Regions from separate parts of the Homo sapiens genome. Here region 1 is linked to region 2. Evidence: chromatin loops called from intact Hi-C (ENCODE). Cell type or tissue: heart right ventricle. All regions are shown on one strand. Links, peaks and the distances in the headings refer to the core of each region. The heading gives the core; the rest is flanking DNA. Region 1 has its middle 120 kb from the start of WDFY3. Region 2 overlaps ARHGAP24 (Rho GTPase activating protein 24).

Region 1 (2,926 bases), core at 299-2,798, 880 kb before region 2:
GGGTCTCCAAAGTGATACCGAGTATCTTCCCTTCCTATTTTTTTATACGTATTCTTGGGTTATCATGTCAACTGCTGTAGCTTCTACTATTATCTATTAGTTGGTATTTTGCAAGTCTCATAATAAGAATGAGCCTAAATAAACTAGAAAGCCACTGGAAAATTAATTGGAGCTAGAGGCACTGCTCCAAAGGCAATGGTTGATACTAATGAAAAAAAAAAAAATAAAAGCATAACGTTCAAAGAGGATGTCACACTTATATGTGGTTTGCAAAGTATCACTACCAGATACCAAAGTATCACTACCGGAATCAGGCAAATCATAATAATTCAATAGCTGAGTAGGTAGATATTGCCAATATTGCCCCAATTCAGGTAGATTTCCAGGACTTCTTTGCAGTCTCAGAAGAAAGCCCGCCCGAGGCAGGTAAAAAGCAGGATCTGACCCTGCAGCTGAAGGAGGGCTGAGTGGGAACCAGAAGGGGCATCAGGGGCCTAGTCAGGCAGGTTGGTTTCCAGTAGAAGACCCTAGTCCTGGGGATAGACCAGGGAAGCAAATACATACGCTGGGAAGAACATAGAAAGTGGCAGACAGGAGACTAATACAGGTGGGACCGGTACAGAGAGGAGATGGGTATTGAAAAAGTAGTTGCTTGGGGTTACACTCAGGTTTTTTTTTTTTTTTTTTAATGTAACAAGTACCACAGCTCATTGTAAATATAACTTTGCTATAATCCAAAGTATTGTGAATACTCAAAGATAGGCTTTTGAGAACTTCTGTTCCTACCAATTGCATTTCAGTTTTCTTCTTTGTAAATAAAAAATTACAAACAAAACATTCAGGTTGAATTAGCTAATCTCTAAATTATCTTCTCAATTATACATACCTATAATTCTATGAGTATTCAAAAATATAATTAATAACTTAAGTGAGGGCAAAGATTTTTTTCTGGTTTTCTTTCTCCAATTAAGTCAATACCTAGAGCAGTACTTTACACAAAAAAAATTTCTTAAATTTGAAAGAACGTTGTGCATGGGAAAATAAAAAGTGGGCTATTGAATTTACTCTCCTCTGAATTAAGGAATAAGATTTAAAAATATTTTTGTAATATATGACATGAAAAGGGGATAATAAGTTTAACTGGAAACCTGTAGATTTCATAACTATTGTAAGAAAACTATGATAGTAGTAAGTCAAAGACATGTCTATTGCTAATTTTCAAACAAATTTGCTTTCGGTTTACTTGGCTGGCCCTTGATCTTGCCTTAAAGGAAGAAAGGAGGTGGACAGAATCCTAAGACAAAATGTTTATGTTTTAATATTAATTTTAATTAGCTTTAATTATTTAAAAAGTCCATTATACAGTATCATCCTGTGGACGACTTTTTACCACATGATGGTATAATGTAGGAAATTTTGATTTAAGTAAGAAATCAAGAATTTCAAGTTGTCTTTTTTAGAGCCGAAATCATACTTGTTGTTATCCTCAAGTTGTAAGACCAAATTTTGCCACTAGGTGGCAAGAGTTGCAAGTTGAAAGGCAGTGGTGTTACCAGACATGAAGTATACTGGCTGATGCGTACCTGTATACCAGCTTATTTTTGTGTGCAAGTATATTAATCTTAGAAACTCTTACTAGGAGAAAATAAATTTTATTTGGGTCTTTACTTCTGAAAGCCATATAATAAAATAGAAAACAGGCATAAGCTCTTAGAATAAAGAAAAGAACAATAGTTTCTCTTAATTGCAGTGATTGGATATTGAGCTAAAACATTAGGGAGCATAAGTAAAGTTAGCCTTAGGCAAAACTGCAAAGTGGTGGTTTCATTCTCCTCTCTGGTATCCCCTAGGAATCAAAAGAGATGGTTTTCAACTTTCCTCATTCTCTTTTAGAAAGTTCCCTCTCCCAGCTGCTGCTGTTCCTGCTGTCCCAGCTGCTCCATTGTGGGCACTTACCACACTGATTTTTAATTCTACCTTCATCAAAACATGCCTATTCTATGTCTCATCCTTCTGGAGTCAAAACCTTGAATGCAGGCTAATCAAAACACAAACCCATTTCCATATTTTAATAAGGACTTCAGATTTAATGGAGAAGTAGCTCAATTTTGTTTCATTGTGTTACTCCTCTCTTAGTAGATACACTACATTTCCAAATGGGTTCTGTTAGTCATGATCTGAGCAGGAAACAGAAGGCACGCTTGACAGATGGGGTAACTGGAGAGAATTTAGTAAAGGAACTAGTTAGTGAATTCCCTAAATGAAGAGCTCAGGGACATCAACAAGTGATAGGGAACCACTGTGGGACTATTCACAGTGAGAAATTATTACCATTCCTTGCCACGGAGTAGACACCTTCCATAAGGAGCTGTGAATATAGAGAGAAGACTGCAGCTACTACAAACCTGAGGCGCCCATGGGGAGTGTGTGAGGGGGATGGTGAGGATTAAGTATTCTGACTTTTCTTTCCTTCCACTGTCTGTCTGGTTTCCTGAGTTGCTCTTTATTGGGAAGATCTTAACCAGAAGCCGGAGGGCAAGGGAGCCTTGAGATGTGGTACACAGAGATCAACTCTTTGGGTCCAGAACAGGAAGAAGAAATTAGAGACTGAATCTGGAAGGGCAAATGAGAAAATCCACCCCAAGGGAACTTTGATAATAGTGCTTAAAAATGGCCTTTAAGTAGGGAGTTTCAACTGACCAGGCTTGTTGGCAAGTGGGCCTGAATTTATCACTCAGATCACATTAGCTGGGCAGATCAATGTTCTACAAATGTATTTTCTCCTGTCTTCAGATATACTTGGTAAATATCACATAGTAAATATCTATTAATTTATGATTGTCTTTGCATACCAACACATAACTAGGTGGTTTGTTAGGATATTTGATCCTAAAGATCTTGCAAGTGCTTTCTCTCATCTTCATTA
Region 2 (2,926 bases), core at 160-2,659:
GGGACTTGAGTCTGTATAATGACTTTACGTTAGCAAATAGTTTTGAACTTCTACCTGTTAAAAGACAGAATTACAACAAATCTAGTTTAGTAGATCTTCATTGGCTTTTTTTGTGATTCTAGAATCTAACAGCAGTTTGGGCCAAAATGGTTCAGAATGTTCCACCCTACCACATGTGCAGGTTATATTTACAGGCAGAGAAAAAGAAGTTACCTACAGAAAACAGAAGCGAGGTACAGAGACAGCCCCATTACATGGCATGCATCTCATACATGGTTTGAACAGCTGCCTGTGATTGGCTGAAACTCAGCTATTTGTTCCTAGTTAGGTTTTCACTTTGTTTTTGGTACTGAGTTAGGTTGCAGTTAGGAGCTTGTAGGGAGGACTCCTTGGGCCAGTTTCAATTTTATTTAACATACCAAAGAGCATGACTCTACAGCATCTCGTATCTCAGTGATTAGCCAAAAAGAATTTTTGTCTGTGCAGTTTCCTGTTAAAGTACCCTAAATGGGGTTAATAGCATAACCTACTCATTGGCCTTCAGTGAGGCCTTGATGTTTGCAGATGTGTTGTTGTTATTAGGTGAAGGATTTTTATTCTCCATTGTACATAGACTTTTGCCACAGTGCAGTCACTTCACTTCACTTTGGTGAAGACTGAAATGTATTTCTCTGAGACAAAGATGGCACTTTCTTTTAGGCACATTGGGCAATTAACACATATTATTGATATCTAATTAATTGGTTAAACATATTGAAGTAAATATTAATTTGGCAAAGTAGTGGATTTTCAATAGGAGATAGAAGGCTAGAGAGTATGATTGACAGGGTTGCTATTTTATAGACTGAACATACAAAGATATTTTTCAGAGAAACGCCAGACTTCCCCATTGCAATAGGTAGCCTGCTGACAATTAGGACATGTGACTGAGAACCTCTTGAGGTGAATCAGAACTGGAAAAATATATTAGATTCTATCCAGAAATGATTATTTTCTTCGGTGAGAAAGGACAAAGCAAAAATGAAAACTCTAGAAAAATGCAGAACTCTCTATCTCTACTGAGTAGCCTAAGTTTAATAAAGCCCCAAAAAGAGAGTCATAAATTTTTAAATCTTAGCCTTTAAGCAAAAAGTTAATAACCTTTGTTAATCAAAAAATATATATATAATTGTTCATTTTTTCTTCATCATTTCTATATAATTAGCTGTGTGCATATATACTATAATGCTAGAAAGCTCTTATAATGTATCACTTCTGGGAAGGAATAAAATAATCATCCCACTCCACCTTTCTTACCTTGATTCATGGCTCAAATATTTCTATTCTTGGAACATTACTGCAGCTTTGGTGCTAAGAAAATTGCTGGTAGAGGAAGAATGATTCTGCGGCCCTTCATCCTTCACAATTTTTACACCATCCCATTGTCTAACTTTGCAATCTCGCCATCTAGTGTTCAAAGTTTCTCAATACCATAGTTTATAAAATGCTTCACTTCATTAAAAGCAAAACAGTAAAGTGCTAAGCAAGTTACCTTAAAAACAGTGTGTTTGGGAATAGTCAATGTAATAAATAGATCATCAATGAAACTTTACAGCAGATTTCTTGTTAAATGTGTTTCTTGTTTATCATTATTGTCTCATTTATTTATTGTATTTATTCATAAATATTTGATAGCTTCTGTTTATATAGTCATGCAAATTATACATAACATACTCTGTATATTGAAATATATACTTATTTATTTTATATTTTATTTTTATATTCTTTTCTTTCTGTACTACCTATGGCTAATTGTCATTGACTCTGAAGGCAAACAAATCTGAGTCATGATGGTAGATTGGGTTAGAGTGGAATCAAAAGGAAATACTTTACTGGAATATTTGACTGCTATGCATATCCTTCCCCAAGCTGTGGTTTTTTTACTACTAATGACTGTCCCTTCATGGGGCAGATATAGCAAGAAAAACACAGAAGGCTTTGATGCACATGAAATACGGTGGTTTGTCAGAAAACAAACAAAAATACTAGTGTCTTCCTTGTCTTACCATTGAGACTATTTTAGGTCTGTCTTTTCAAACAATTTTTTGGAATTTAGTTTTAGGAATTAATGAGGATTGCAGTTTTGAAGATGACCTGGGAACACGATTTTTATTTTCTTTACAAGGTTTTAAGATGACCTCTTCTATAGTGTTTATCAGTTCAGAATTTTAGAAAGAAAAACATATATTTATTTAATTATCAAGAAAATAAAATTAGCTAGTTAAAACAAGCCCTTTCAGATAACTTCCATCATTTTAACATCTATAAAACAGTTGACACTATGCCTGCTCTGAGAGACCCCAATGTCAAAATGGAAAACCTCAGTCCTTACCCTGAAGGAGGTGAAGTCCTATGGTCCATGAGGTTGCTGCCTACAGCTCAGACCTTACCCACTTCCACTCTGGGCTCTGACCTTCTTAGCCTTTGTCAATTCTGCAAGGACAGGAGGCTTCCTCCCACTTGAGGCTGTTTTTCTCCCTTGCTTTGATCAGAAATGCCTTCTGTCCTTACACACCCTTCGGATCTTGGCTCCAACATCATTTTCTCAGAGAAGACCTCCAAACCCTGTCTTGTTATTAGATAGTATGCAATAATTTTCCTTATTTCCACTCACCTTATTTTGTAATCACATACTTGTCTTATTATCAGCTTAGTATCTGCAGCCTTGACTAGGGTACAAGTAGTGAGCAGGCTAGAATAATGCCTCTTTTATTTAAACCCCTGAGGTCCTAGCCCAGGGGTTTCTATAATACCCATTAGGAGTAGATGTGCAGTAAATATTTGATGGAATCAGCCCATGGGCCCAAAATTGAGAGCTGAGAAGCCCATTGTCTCAGCTCATATAATTTCATACAGTTGGCTCTGCTTCCATGCCACCGCTGGGATA

The links. Peaks named below come from ENCODE experiments on the same cell type or tissue, not always from the same donor. Only the 100,000 strongest peaks of a DNase experiment are listed, where the experiment ranks them.
Region 1: a loop joins it to region 2, with 3.0 times the contacts of the local background. A loop is called at or near these places in 17 of 110 quality-filtered maps.

What each region holds. Positions count from the first base shown.
Region 1 is chr4:85,083,075-85,086,000 of GRCh38, forward strand. No RefSeq gene overlaps it. Among named protein-coding and RNA genes, the nearest start is that of WDFY3, 120 kb to the left of the region's middle. In heart right ventricle, for the core only: a CTCF peak has its summit at 1,513 (motif pointing right); no DNase peak of the experiment used is centred there; H3K27me3 peaks cover 320 bases.
Region 2 is chr4:85,967,733-85,970,658 of GRCh38, forward strand. The region is part of intron 5 of ARHGAP24 (Rho GTPase activating protein 24); the gene reads left to right. Among named protein-coding and RNA genes, the nearest start is that of MAPK10-AS1, 150 kb to the right of the region's middle. In heart right ventricle, for the core only: a CTCF peak has its summit at 1,452 (motif pointing left); no DNase peak of the experiment used is centred there; H3K27ac peaks cover 351 bases.